Linked DNA regions of Homo sapiens: region 2 is linked to region 1. Evidence: chromatin contacts called from ENCODE Hi-C or POLR2A ChIA-PET data. All regions are on one chromosome and are shown on one strand. The core of a region is the stretch at or near the end of the contact, and the rest is flanking DNA. Distances in the headings are between cores, read along the strand shown. Region 1 overlaps STAP2 (signal transducing adaptor family member 2). Region 2 holds the start of DUS3L (dihydrouridine synthase 3 like).

Region 1 (6,786 bases), core at 2,830-5,329:
TTCACTGTGTTAGCCAGGATGGTCTCTGTCTCCTGAACTCGTGATCCACCCGCCTCAGCCTCCCAAAGTGCTGGGATTACAGGCGTGAGCCACCGGGCCCGGCCAAAATTTTGTTTTATTTTTTTGAGACAGAGTCTCACTCTGTTGCCCAGGCTGGAGTGCAATGGCACGTTCTCAGCTCACTGCAACCTCTGCCTCCCCGGTTCAAGCAATTCTTGTGACTCAGCCTCCCGAGTAGCTGGGATTACAGGCGTCCGCCACCACGCCTGGCTAATTTTTGTATTTTTAGTATACATGGGGTTTCACCCTGTTGGCCAGGCTGGTCTTGAACTGACCTTGAGTCATCTGCCCGCCTTGGCCACTCAAAGTGCTGGGATTACAGGCGTGAGCCACAGCGACCAACCGTATTTCTTATTTTATTTTTTTGAGACAAGGTCTCTCTCTGTTGCCCAGGCTGGAGTGCAGTGGTGTGATCATAGCTCACTGCAGCCTCCAACTCCCAGGCTCAAGCAGTCCTCCTGCCTCAGCCTCCCAAGTAGCTGGGATACAGACACACACTACCACATCTGACTAATTTAAAAATTTTTTTGTAGAGCAGGGTCTCACTATGTTGCCCGGGCTGGTCTCCAACTTCCGTGCTCAAGCAATCCACCCTCCTTGGCCTCCCAAAGTGATAGGATTATAGATGTGAGCCACCATGCCTGGCCACAGAGTGCTAAGTTTTTAAAAATTAGCTGACATTGGCCAGGCGTGGTGGCTCACGCCTGTAATCCCAGCACTTTGGGAGGCCGAGGCTGGCAGATCATGAGGTCAGGAGATCAAGACCATCCTGGCCAACACGGTGAAACCCTGTCTCTACTAAAAATACAAAAATCAGCTGGGCGTGGTGGCGGGAGCCTGTAATTCCAGCTACTCGGGAGGCTGAGGCAGGAGAATGGCTTGAACCCGGGAGTCGGAGGTTGCAGTGAGCCAAGATCGCGCCACTGCACTCCAGCTTGGTGACAGAACTAAACTCCATCTCAAAAAAAAAAAAAAAAAAAAAATTAGCTGACATCATTTATCAACCGGGAATTTTAGTCTACCTTCCTGATTTCCCTCTGATTTCCCTGTTTCCTACCTCACCCTGGCAGGCCATTGAGTTTGAGACCTGCCTGGCCCCTGCAGACTTTAGTTTGAGACCCTAGATTCCAGCATCTACTTTTTTTTTTTTTTTTGGTGGGGTTGGGGAGCGGGGAACGGAGTCTCACTCTGTCACCCAGGCTGGAGTGCAATGGCGTGATCTTGGCTTACTGCAGCCTCCGCCTTCCCAGGTTCAAGTGATTCTCCTGCCCCAGCCTCCCGAGTAGCTGGGATTACAGGTGTCTGCCACCACGCCCGGCTAATTTTTTGTATTTTTAGTACAAACGGGGTTTCGCCATGTTGCCCAGGTTGGTCTCGAACTCCTGACCTTAGGTGATCCGCCCGCCTCGGCCTCCCAAAGTGCTGGGATTACAGGCGTGAGCCACCGCGCCCGGCCCCAGCATCTACTCTCATGCAACACTCCTCTGCAACCCTCTCGAAGCCCTCTTTGCCCTCTAAGGTGTCAGAGTTCATTGCTCTGAGCTCTGGCCTCAATTTGCCACTCTGTGACTTGGGCACAGCCGTCCATTCCCGGCTGGCCAGGTGCAGTCACTGTCCCTCGATCGCCCCTCAGCTCCGTGTCCCGACCGACTTGACCCTGCTTCCTGGGCACCTATACATGATGTCTGAAGTCTTGGCCAAAGAGGAGGCGCGCCGTGCACTGGAGACACCCTCGTGAGTGTCCCGCCTGTCCCGAGGGGCTGCAGGATGGGGACGGGAGGTGGTTGTGTGGCTGAGGGTGGGCGGTGAGTTGGGTCCCCTGGAGTTGGGTCTTGGATTTTGCATGAGGACTGCCTTGGGGCTGGGGGTGGGGGAGGGGGAGGGGGAGTTATGGCCCATGCTGGGGAGGCAGGGCAGGATCTCCAGGAGCGGGTCTAGGGGCCTAGAGGACTGGTAAGGTCTTCAGTGGCGGGGCCTAGGCCTGAGGAGTAGGGACAGGGTCTGGGGGTGGTCAGTCTAGGTGTCTAGAAGGTGATGCTTCGTCTCCGGGGAGGAGTTATTTGTCGGAGAGGGTAACCGGGACCCTAGAGGCGGGGCCTGGATGGGGGGCGGAGCATCGTCTTTGTGGGCGGTTCTTGGTGATCAGGGAGGCGGGCAGGGCCTCCAGGGTAAGGTCTAGGTGTTTGGAGGGCGGGACAGGATCTCCAGGGGAGGCTCTAGGTGCCTACGAGGCAGGGCTGGGTCTCCCTAGGGGTTGGAGCTGCATCTCCGGGGCCAGAATTAAGAGCCTGGCTGGCCGCGGTGGCTCGCGCCTGTCATCTCAGCGTTTTGGGAGGTCGAGGCGGGAGGATTGCTTTTACCCAGTTCGAGACCCATCCTGGGCAACATAGCGAGACCCCATCTCTAAAGAAAAAAAAAACCAAAAAACCCGGCCAGATGCAGTGGCTCACGCCTGTAATCCCAGCACCTTGGGAAGCCGAGGCGGGCGGATCACCTGAGGTAGGGAGTTTGAGACCAGCCTGACCAACATGGAGAAATCCCGTCTCTACTAAAAATACAAAAATTAGCCGGGCCTGTGAGGAAGGGGAATCGCTTGAACCCGGGAGGCGGAGGTTGCGGTGAGCCGAGATAGCGCCATTGCACTCCAGCCTGGGCAACAAGAGCGAAACCCTGTCTCAAAAAAAAAACAAAAAACCCCACAAAAACTAGGAGCCTGGAAGGCCGGACTGGGTCTCCGTGGGAGGGGCCTGGGTCTGGAGAGCAGGGCAGGGTCTCCTGGGCCTAGGGGATGGGGATGGGGCTGGGTCTCAGAGGAGGCAGGGTTTACGTGCAGAAGAGCGGACTTGGTCTCCGGGGTCCCGAGTGGGTGACGCGGCCCGCCACAGGTGCTTCCTGAAGGTGAGCCGGCTGGAGGCACAACTGCTCCTGGAGCGCTACCCCGAGTGCGGGAACCTGCTGCTGCGGCCCAGCGGGGACGGCGCCGACGGCGTGTCGGTCACCACGCGGCAGATGCACAACGGGTGCGCATGCGCGTCTGGAGAGCCCTGGGTGGGAGGAGGGTGGGAAGAGGGTGGGCGCGGGGGCGTGGTCAGAAGCAGGGGCGGAGTCCGACCCGCTAGTGGGTAGGCCAGGGGACGGAGCCAGAGCCGAGACGGGCGTCTGGGGACGGAGTCAGAGCTGAGCTGGGCGGATTGGGGGAGGAGTCAGAGCTGAGGTGGGCGGATTGGGGGAGGAGTCAGAGCTGGGCTGGGCGGATTGGGGGAGGAGTCAGAGCTGGGCTGGGCGAGCTGGGGCGGGTGGAGTCAGAGCTGAGCAGAGTACACTGGTGGCGGAATCAGAGCTACGCTGGGCGTGTTGGGGCGGAGTCAGAGCTGGGGTGGGCGGGCTGGGGGAGGGGTGGAGTCAATGCTAGGCAGGGGAGCATGGGGGCGGAGTCAGAGCTGGGCAGGGAGGGCTGGGGGCGGGATCAGAGCTCCGGGGTCGTGGGATCCTGAGGCTGGCCTTGCCCCAGGTATGGGGTTAATGCCTAGGGAAGAAGGTAGAGCCCAGGCCGACTCCTTTGCAGGAAGAGCCAGGTCTTGGGTTAGGAGCTGGGACTCCCTGTAGGTGGAGTCAGACTCCTAGGTTAGGATCGGCCCCTCCGGAACGTCAGGTACGCAGGGGCCAGGTCTGGGCCACTGGAGGGGATGAAGTCAAATCCAGGGATGGGAATGGGCTCTTTGGGCAGCGTCAGGATCTACGGGGGGGAGTCATGGCCGTGATCCTTTTTGGAAGTTGAGTAGGGCTATGGAGGCGGAGCCAGCCCTGGGGGCGAAGTCAGAGCCTTATGCCAAATTCTCAAGCCCAGTCCAGGGTTGGGCAAGGCGATGTAGAAGGTAGAGTCGGTGCCTGGGGGTGGAGCCATTACAGGGGGCGGGGCCTACCTGGGGCGGGGTCTTTAGGGCCTGGTTCTCCCTAGGCGCGGTGCCAGAATTAGGGGCGGACCTTTCCTAGGGTGTTGTCAGTCTGGCCTGGTCCCTCGCTGGAGGTGGTGCCAAGACTAGAGGTGGGGTCTTCTGTGGGGGTGGGTCGGTCGGGCCTGGTCCCCGCTGGGAGCAGTGCTGGGATCGGGCAGTCAGTGCTCCGGGAGGTCAACGGGGCTTAGGTCCTTTATGGGGTGGAACCAGTCAGTGGCGGGGCCTTCTGTGGGGGCGGAGCCAGTATGGACCTGTTTCTATTGGAGGCGGAGCCTGGAGTTGGGGCGGGGCCTTCCCTGAGGGGCGGTGTGGGAGCCTGGGCTGAGCCACTCACTCGCTTTCTCCTGGTGCAGGACGCACGTGGTCCGGCATTACAAGGTGAAGCGGGAGGGCCCCAAGTACGTGATCGATGTGGAACAGCCGGTGAGCGTTGGGCCAGAGTCCCTAGAAGTGACTTTGTGGGGTCCGCGTCCCTTCTCCAGCAGCCTGACCGCTCCCCCATCTGCCCCCAGTTCTCTTGCACCTCCCTGGACGCCGTGGTCAACTATTTCGTGTCGCATACCAAAAAGGCGCTGGTGCCATTCCTGTTAGACGAGGACTACGAGAAGGTGCTAGGTGGGTGCCCCTTCGGGGAGTTCGGGGGCCCAGTGCTCACCTCTCCCGCCCCCGCTCGGACGGACCGGGCCGCCCCTGGCCGCCGCGCTTCCTCCAGGCCGCCCTCTCTGTTCCAGGCTACGTGGAAGCCGATAAGGAGAATGGCGAGAATGTGTGGGTGGCGCCCTCCGCTCCGGGCCCAGGTGACGCCCCCTTCCCGCGGGCCGAGGTGGGAGGGATCGAGGACCCCGCATTCAGCCACGCCCCCTCAGTCAGTTTGGTGGCTGCACCTCCTGCATCTGATGTTCCCAAAGTTGCAGGGACAGAAATGACTCAGACCCTGCCGTCAGGGTGTGTGTGTGGGGGAGGGGGCGGGGGTCCCAGCTTGGGACAGAGCTAAACACAGACACTCTCATCCTGTAGGGTTGAATTTGGGGTGGAGGAAAAACCTGGGCTCGGGGGAGGCGCCTAGAGTTCGGGAGAAGATGGGGGCAGAGCAGGGAAAGCTTCCCAGAAGAGTGGGTCTTTGCAGATGGTCCCAAAGGATCTCCTTAGGTAGAAATGGGCATTGAGGGGTCAGAGGGTACACCCGGACAAGCAGTAGCCCCACAGGGACCGAGAATCCGGGTGGGTGTTGGGAAAGAGGTGGAAATCGGTCCTGTTTATGGAGTGGGAAGAGGAGGCAGAGAACACACTAGAAAGGAATGTAGCGTGGGTTGTCTGGTCTTCCCTGGTCTGGGCGTATGCAAGGACCCCCAAGTGCCACATCCACACACACATTACACATGCATGATCCATGCAACTGTGGCCACCTGCCTAGCCAGAAGGTGACACACACTTGTGCGGGCACAACAGATCACACATGCATAAATACACGTGTGCCCCAATTCCAGTCACATACAAATGCTATGTAGCACAGATACACCTGTGTCATGCCACAATCACATGTGTACACATAAATGCAGATACGTCCGTGCACCGGCACAAACTCGGACACGTGTAGATACACGGGCAAAACGCACTCATGTAGACAAGGACTAAAGCAGCCACCTCAGCAGGCGTGCAGTCACACACGTATACACACCACAGGTGTGTGTGTACAAACGTTGCACTTTAACTTATCTAGATTCAATTAGTGTACACGTGTATGCCACACAAAGACTTTTTTTTTTTTTTGAGATGGAGTCTTGCTCTGTCACCCAGGCTGGAGTGCAGTGGCGCAATCTCGGCTCACTGCAACCTCTCCCTCCCAGGTTCAAGCGATTCTCCTGCCTCAGCCCCGAGTAGCTGCGATTACAGGAGCCTGCCACCACGCCAAGCTAATTTTTGTATTTTTAGTAGAGACGGGGTTTCACCATATTGGCCAGGCTGGTCTTGAACCCCTGACCTCAGGTGATCCGCCCACCCTGGCCTCCCAAAGTGCTGGGATTACAGGCGTGAGCCACCGCGCCCGGCCCAGACACAGACTTATACATGGGCACACACACAGACACACAGGGACACATGCCTGTCTCCAGGCATGCACACAGACCCCCCCGCCAACCTGCAAGGTGTCCCTGTATGACATGGGTCTTGACAGTGACCACGTTTCCCCATCAGGTCCTGCACCCTGCACAGGTGGCCCCAAGCCGCTGTCACCTGCGTCTAGCCAGGACAAGCTGCCCCCACTGCCCCCACTACCGAACCAGGAAGAGAACTACGTGACCCCCATTGGAGATGGCCCAGCTGTTGACTATGAGAACCAAGATGGTGGGTGGGGAACAGAGCTGCTGAGAGCTGGGGGTTGGGGAAACAGGTTAACAGCTGATGTGACACGTTACACTTTTGTCCACGCAGTGGCTTCCTCTAGTTGGCCAGTCATCCTGAAGCCAAAGAAGTTGCCAAAGCCTCCTGCCAAGCTTCCAAAGCCACCCGTTGGACCCAAGCCAGGTTGGGGTCCCCCCCATATCCCACCCTCACCTGATGGCAGGCCAGCCTCAGCCCTCATCTGACTTTTTTTTTTTTTTTTGAGACAGTCTCACTCTGTCGCCCAGGCTGGAGTGCAGTGGCACAACCTTGGCTCACTGCAAGCTCCGCCTCCTGGGTTCACGCCATTCTCCTGCCTCAGCCTCTCCAGTAGCTGGGACTACAGGTGCCCGCCACCATGCCCAGCTAATTTTTTTTTTTGTATTTTTAG
Region 2 (6,786 bases), core at 3,120-5,619, 1.5 Mb before region 1:
AAGGCTGAGGCCCAGAGAGAGGCCACATTCCTCAGGTTGCCTTTTGTGGGCCTCAGTTTCTGCCATCTGACAATTGTCTCCTCAAAGCTGTCTGGGGTAGTAGTGACATGATAAGAAAGAAAAGTGGGAGAACCTCAGAGGGGAACGGAAAGGCACCCCTGGAGGGAGGAGTACCCATCCCTGGATGGTGGACAAGCCCAGCTGGACAAGAAGTCTCACCCCGGCCAGGCGCGGTGACTCACACCTGTAATCCCAGCACTTTGGGAGGCCAAGATGGGTGGATTGCCTGAGGTCAGGAGTTCGAGACCAGCCTGGCCAATATGGTGAAACCCCATCTCTACTAAAAATACAAAATTAGCCAGGCATGGTGGCGGGTGCCTGTAATCCCAGCTACTCAGGAGGCGGAGGCAGGAGAATGGCTTGAACCCAGGAGGCGGAGGTCGCAGTGAGCTGAGATCGTGCCATTGCACTCTAGCCTGGGCAACAAGAGCGAGACTTAATCTCAAAAAAAAAAAAAAAAGTCTCACCCTGACTGCTTTGGTTTCTTCTGGTTTTATTGATTTATTTTTAATTTTTATTATGTGTATATATATATTTTTTTGAGACGGGAGCTCACTCTGTTGTCCAAGCTGGAGTGGAGTGGCACGATCTCAGCTCACTGCAACCTCCGCCTCCCGGGTTCAAGTGATTCTCATGCCTCAGCCTCTCCAGTAGCTGGGATTACAAGCACCTGCCACCACACCCGGCTAATTTTTGTGTATTGTTAGTAGAGACAGGGTTTCAACATGTTGCCCAGGCTGGTCTTGAACTCCTGACCTCAAGTGACTCAACCGCTTCGGTTTCCCAAAGTACTGGGATTACATAAGCCACCACACCTAGCCATTTATTTATTTATTTTTAGAGACAGGGTCTCACTTTGTTGCCCAGGCTGGAGTGCAGTGGCACAATCGTAGCTCACTGCAGCATCGACCTTCCAGGCTCAAGCAATCCTGCCTCAGCCTCCCAAGTAGCTAGATCCACAGGTGCATGCCACCTTGCCCAGCTAGTTTTTCCATTTTTTTTGCAGAGAAGGGGTCTCCTCTCTAAGTGGCCAAGGCTGCTGGTCTGGAACTGCTGGCCTCAAGCGATCCTCCTGTCTCCAAAGGGCTAGGATTACAGCATTAAGCCAAGGTGCCCGGCCTTTTGCACTTTTAGATTCCCGGGTTCCACCGTTTTATTCCCAGGTTGTCCTACAGAGGGCAGCCAAGGCCAGAGATGGAAGACAAACTGCCCGCTCTCCCCTCAACTTTCTCCCAGGTCCTGTAAAAGCAGGTTCCAAGCCTGTTGTGGCCTCGGGCAAATCCCTTCCCTCTTTGGGCCTCAGTTTCCCCATCTGTTTTTGTTTCTTTTTTTTTTTTTTTTTTTGAGACAGAGTCTCTCTCTGTCACCAGGCTGGAGTGCAGTCGCGCGATCTTGGCTCACTGCAAGCTCCACCTCCCATGTTCAAGCGATTCTCCTGCCTCAGCCTCACAAGTAGCTGGGATTACAGGCGTGTGCCACCACACCCAGCTAATTTTTGTATTTTTAGTAGAGACGGGGTTTCACCATGTTGGCCAGGCTGGTCTCGATCTCTTGACCTCGTGATCCGCCCGCCTCGCCCTCCAAAAGTGCTGGGATTACAGGCGTGAGCCACCGCGCCCAGCCTAAGGGAGATACTTTTATCTGGCCCATTTTATTGATGAGGTGACTGGGGTATGAGGGGGCTAAATGAGATGCCCAATGTTTCCAGCTGGTAAGTGGAGGGGCGGGGATTCAAACTTGGCTGAGTCCAGAACCCTGAATTTCCTGTGCACACCAAAGCTTCTCCAGGAATAGGGAGTTTTAGGGGGCACAGCAGGGCTTGGTGGGGACGCTGGGAAATGCTGAGTAGATCCAGCTTTCCTTGGCGCACAGCCTTCCGTGGCTCTCATTTCACTCACGTAGAAGAAGACCAAGTCCTTCTCAAAGTGCACTGGGTCCTGCAAAACCTGCACCTTTTCACCTCCCTCCCCTGGCCTCCTCCTTCTGTCCTCCTTGGACTCTCTGCTCCAACCACATGGGCCTCCTCAATGTTCCTCCAACATGCCAGGACGTTTCCTCCTGCCTCAGGGCCTTTGCACTGGCTGTTGCCTCCACCTGGGACACTTTTCCCTCTGATATCCCTACAACTCTCTCCCACAGCTCTTCCAAATACTCTCAAACATGACCTTCCCCAGGAAGCCTTCCCTTGCCAGCCTGTTAACAACTGCAACTGCAGCAGTGAGCTATAATTGCGCCACTGTACTCCAGCCTGGGCAACAGAGCAAGATTCTGTCTCAAAAAATAAATAAATAAGTCTATTTTTAAAAATAAATAAGTAAATAAATAAATTTAAATAAATAAATAAACTCTGTCTCTCAAAAACAATTAAAATGTGGCTGGGTGCGGTGACTCACACTCAAGGCAGGTGGATCACTTGAGGCCAGGAGTTTAAGACCAGCCTGGCCAACATGATGAAACCCCATCTGTACTAAAAATACAAAATTTAGCCAGGCATAGTAGTGGGCGTCTGTAATCCCAGCTACCTGGGAGGCAGAGAAAGGAGAATCGCTTGAACCGGAAAGGTGGAGGTTGCAGTGAGCCGAGATCGCGCCACTGCACTGCAGCCTGGGTGACAGAGCGAGACTTCCTCTTAAAAAAAAAAAAAAGAAAAAAATTCCAACAGCCAAGGGTGGCATTCCCAATCCACCTTACTGCTTTATTACCTACTCACTTACGGTTTAATTTACTTATGTACAGTTGACCCGCGAACAACGCGGGTTTGAATTGCATCCATCCACTTATAAGTGGCCTTCGAAAAATAAAATACAGTTGGCCATCCGTATCCGCGGGTTCTTTAACCCCTACCAAATGCGGAGGCAGGATGGGAAACCTGCGGATACAAAGGGCGGATTTTTCCTATACAGGGATTCTGTTGGGCAACTGGGGGACGAGTATACGCGGATTTTGGTATATGCGGTCTTGGAACCAATCTCCAAAATTCCGAGGAGTATTATGTTTTTCGTCTGTGTTTCCGACTCCCAAGTTAGCTCTTAAAGGTAATGATTTCTCCGTTTTGTTTACTACCACGCCCCCAGCATCTAGCACAGCATCTGGCATACAGATGCTCAACTAATTATTTGTTGAAACTAATGTCCTGCATAAAAGTAGTGTAATTTACTTTTTTTTTTTTTTTTTGAGATGGAGTCTTGCTCTGTCGCCCAGGCTGGAGTGAAACGGCCGATCTCGGCTCACCGTAACCTCCGCCTCCCAGGTTCAAGCGATTCTCCTGCGTCAGCCTCCTGAGTAGCTGGGATTACAGGCGCCCATCACCATGCCTGGCTAATTTTTGTATTTTTAGTAGAGACGGGGTTTCGCCATGTTGGCCAGGCTGGTCTCGAACTCCTGACGTGCCCACCTCGGCCTCCCAAAGTGCTGGGATTACAGGCGTGAGCCACCACACCCGGCCTTATTTATTTATTTATTTAGAGACAGTCTCGCTCTGTCCCTCAGGCTGGAGTGCAATGGCGTGATCTCAGCTCACTGCAACCTCCACCTCCCGGGTTCAAGCGATTCTCCTGCCTCAGCCTCCCAAGTAGCTGGGATTACAGGTATGTGCCACAACGCCCAGCTAATTTTTTATATTTTTAGTGGAGACGGGGTTTCACCATGTTGGCCAGGCTGGTCTCAAACTGCTGACCTCAAGTGATCCGCCCGCTTCGGCTTCCCAAAGTGCTGGGATTACAGGCGTGAGCCACCGCTCCCGACCCCTAATTTACATTTTTAAAAACCCTAGCAGGGGCCGGGAACCATGGCTCACGCCTGTAATCCCAATGCTTGGGAGGCCAAAGTGGGAGAATCGCTTGAGCCCAAGAGTTCAAGATCAGCCTGGGCAACCTGGCAAGACCTCGTCTCTACAAAAAATTTAAAAATTATCCAGGCCTATTGGTGCATGTCTGTAGACGCAGCTACTTGGGAGGCTGAGGTGGGAGGATAGCTTGAGCCCAGGACGAGGCTGCGGTGAGTCGTGATCGTACCGCTGCACTCCAGCCTGGGCGACAGAACGAAACCGTTTCAACAGAACAACAAAGACAAAAACCTCCAAAACACCCTAACAGTTAAATTTCCTCAGTCCAGAAGCTGATTGCAGTCCAGTTCGCAATTGGCCAGGCTCTAGTTTATATAGGACCTGAGGCTCCACCCATGTGCAGGCACCGCCCCCGTGGCGTCACGAGCGAGCAATGGCGTCATTGGAACGACATGAGCATGCGCACTTCCCCAGCACAATCAGGGAAGACACGCGTGACCCGGAAGGTCTTCCCGCCACACTCCAGAGCGGATGTGAGGGGCGCCGATGGCGGAGGGAACGGCGGAGGCTCCTCTAGAGAATGGTGGTGGTGGCGACTCGGGAGCCGGAGCTTTGGAACGAGGAGTGGCGCCCATTAAGCGTCAGTGAGTCGCCGGGGCAGGAGGGAAGCTGAAGGGCCTTTTCCGGCACCCATAGCGCGGTCCGAGCTGTGCATGCCGGGAGATTAGGCAGCGGCTGAGGGCGAGAAGCCACCGGCTCTTCATTCCGGGCCGTTCTTCCGCCTGCAGGGTGGTCAGCGGAGGTACCTGAGATCGTGCACGTTGGGGCCTGTCACATGCGCGAAGGACACCACGTGCATGCTAGGGCAGGTGGGATTTGAGGCCAGGCCCGCGCTGCATACTGGGGATTGTAGTCCCTGCATATGGACGTACGGCGCATGTGCTCTGCCAGCGGCCGTTACTGGCGGGTCTTGGGGTTGAAGCGAGTGCCGCGGGGCGTGCTGGGGCCTGCGGTGTTTGAAGGGCCGAAAGGCGTGCTGGGAAATGTGGTGGCTTAGACTCCGCTTCAAGGCATGCTGGGAATTGTAGTTTTTCGCAGCCTAACGTGCGCAGGGACGTTCTTGACTGAACCTGATAATAGTTTCGCGCAACACTTTGGACAGTGAGGACCCAGGGACAAAATAGGTCTTTTTTGAGGCCGTGAGGGGCTCCCAGGCTGGGAGCTGGCTGGTTCTTAAGTAGTGAGCTCCCCATCAGCAGAAGGATTTAAGGACGTGCAAGTGTTTCTAGCCTCCTTTCCCCAGTGTTTATTGACTATGTTCGGAGGGTTTTCCTTTCCCTTTCTGTCGGCAGATACCTCACCACCAAGGAGCAGTTTCACCAATTCCTGGAAGCCAAAGGGCAGGAGAAGACTTGCCGGGAAACCGAGGTAGGAGACCCTGCTGGCAATGAGCTGGCTGAGCCTGAGGCTAAGCGGATCCGACTGGAGGATGGACAGACGGCGGACGGGCAGACGGAGGAGGCAGCAGAGCCCGGGGAGCAGCTACAGACTCAGAAGAGGGCCCGGGGACAAAACAAGGGCCGGCCCCATGTGAAGCCCACGAACTACGACAAGAACAGGCTGTGTCCCTCCCTAATCCAGGCAAGTGCGGCCACGTGAGCATTCCTGCCGGGGCAGGCAGGAGCAGGGTGTGTTTCCTGGCAGCGGGTAATTGTTAGAAAGCTCCTGGGCCTTCAGCAACGAGCAGTGAGCTTGCTCTGATGCCATTCCGTCTTCATTCTCCTCGGGATACATTGTAGGGCTTGTCATTGTTCTCATTGTATAAATGGAGATGCAGAGGCACGGTGAGGTGCCTGACTTGCTCAGGGACACAAGAGCCAGGAGGGGTGATCTAGAGTTTGAACCCTGGCTGCTGGGCTGCCCCGGGGTCTCCCTGTCCTCCCTCACTGCTTCCCTGTTTCCTCGCAGGAGTCGGCTGCTAAGTGTTTCTTCGGTGATCGCTGCCGCTTTCTGCACGACGTGGGGCGCTACCTGGAGACCAAGCCGGCCGACCTGGGCCCCCGCTGCGTGCTCTTCGAGACCTTCGGCCGGTGCCCCTACGGCGTGACCTGCCGCTTCGCTGGGGCCCACCTGAGGCCCGAGGGACAGAACCTGGTGCAGGAGGAGTTGGCGGCCCGCGGGACCCAGCCCCCGTCCATCCGCAACGGCCTGGACAAAGCCCTGCAGCAGCAGCTGCGGAAGCGCGAGGTCCGCTTCGAGCGAGCTGAGCAGGCCCTGCGCCGGTTCAGCCAGGGCCCCACACCCGCTGCCGCTGTCCCCGAGGGCACGGCAGCCGAGGGCGCTCCCAGGCAGGAAAACTGTGGTGCCCAGCAGGTCCCCGCAGGGCCGGGCACTAGCACCCCTCCCAGCAGCCCCGTGCGGACCTGCGGGCCCCTGACGGATGAGGACGTGGTCAGGCTGCGGCCCTGTGAGAAGAAGCGGGTACGTGTTGAGGACAACGTCAGTAGCAGATCTGTCCATCTGGTGTGCGTCTATTAAATACCAGCTGTGTCCACGTTCCTGTTCTAGCTGCCTGGGAGTCAGAGGCTGTGTGCCTTGAGGGAGCTCCTGGCTGAGTCTCCCTCTCTGTGCTCTGTCCTGGGCCCAGCCCTCAGGAGGTGGGGACAGAAAGAGCTGGACAGGGCCGGGGGCGGTGGCTCACGCCTGTAATCCCAGCACTTTGGGAGGCTGAGGCAGGCAGATCATTTGAAGTCGGGAGTTCAAAACCAGCCTAGCCATCATGGTGAAACCCTATCTCTACTAAAAATACAAAAATTAGCCGGGCCTGGTGGCGGGCACCTGTAATTCCAGCCACTCAGGAGGCTGAGGCAGGAGAATCACTTGAACCCAGGAGGCGGATGTTGCAGTGAGCCAAGATTGTGCCACCGCACTCCAGCCTGGGC

The links. A loop is a pair of places that touch in the nucleus more often than their neighbours do. ChIA-PET counts read pairs that join two places held with the same protein, here RNA polymerase II (POLR2A). Pooled maps may share reads with other maps.
Region 2: a map with no recorded cell type shows a loop between it and region 1 (16-fold over the local background). The contact joins the promoter of DUS3L here to the enhancer-like site in region 1. A Hi-C loop is called at or near these places in 1 of 37 single-sample maps with no recorded cell type and 4 of 50 pooled maps. POLR2A ChIA-PET finds 5 or more read pairs at or near these places in 1 of 52 experiments (activated T-cell).

The regions. Positions count from the first base shown.
Region 1 is chr19:4,324,969-4,331,754 of GRCh38, reverse strand. It overlaps STAP2 (signal transducing adaptor family member 2), which reads left to right. Exons shown (of 13, transcript NM_001013841.2): 5 at 1,694-1,794; 6 at 2,946-3,080; 7 at 4,370-4,439; 8 at 4,529-4,631; 9 at 4,748-4,813; 10 at 6,210-6,359; 11 at 6,447-6,539. Among named protein-coding and RNA genes, the nearest start is that of STAP2, 10 kb to the left of the region's middle. RefSeq lists a silencer at 3,026-3,275 and an enhancer at 4,245-5,226. Within about 2 kb of position 4,079, at least 7 of the 41 ENCODE cell types and tissues checked have a DNase peak (open chromatin) inside an H3K27ac peak, as active enhancers do.
Region 2 is chr19:5,788,746-5,795,531 of GRCh38, reverse strand. It overlaps DUS3L (dihydrouridine synthase 3 like), which reads left to right and starts at 4,369. Exons shown (of 13, transcript NM_020175.3): 1 at 4,369-4,488; 2 at 5,197-5,485; 3 at 5,813-6,325. The coding sequence starts at 4,391. RefSeq lists an enhancer at 4,187-4,646.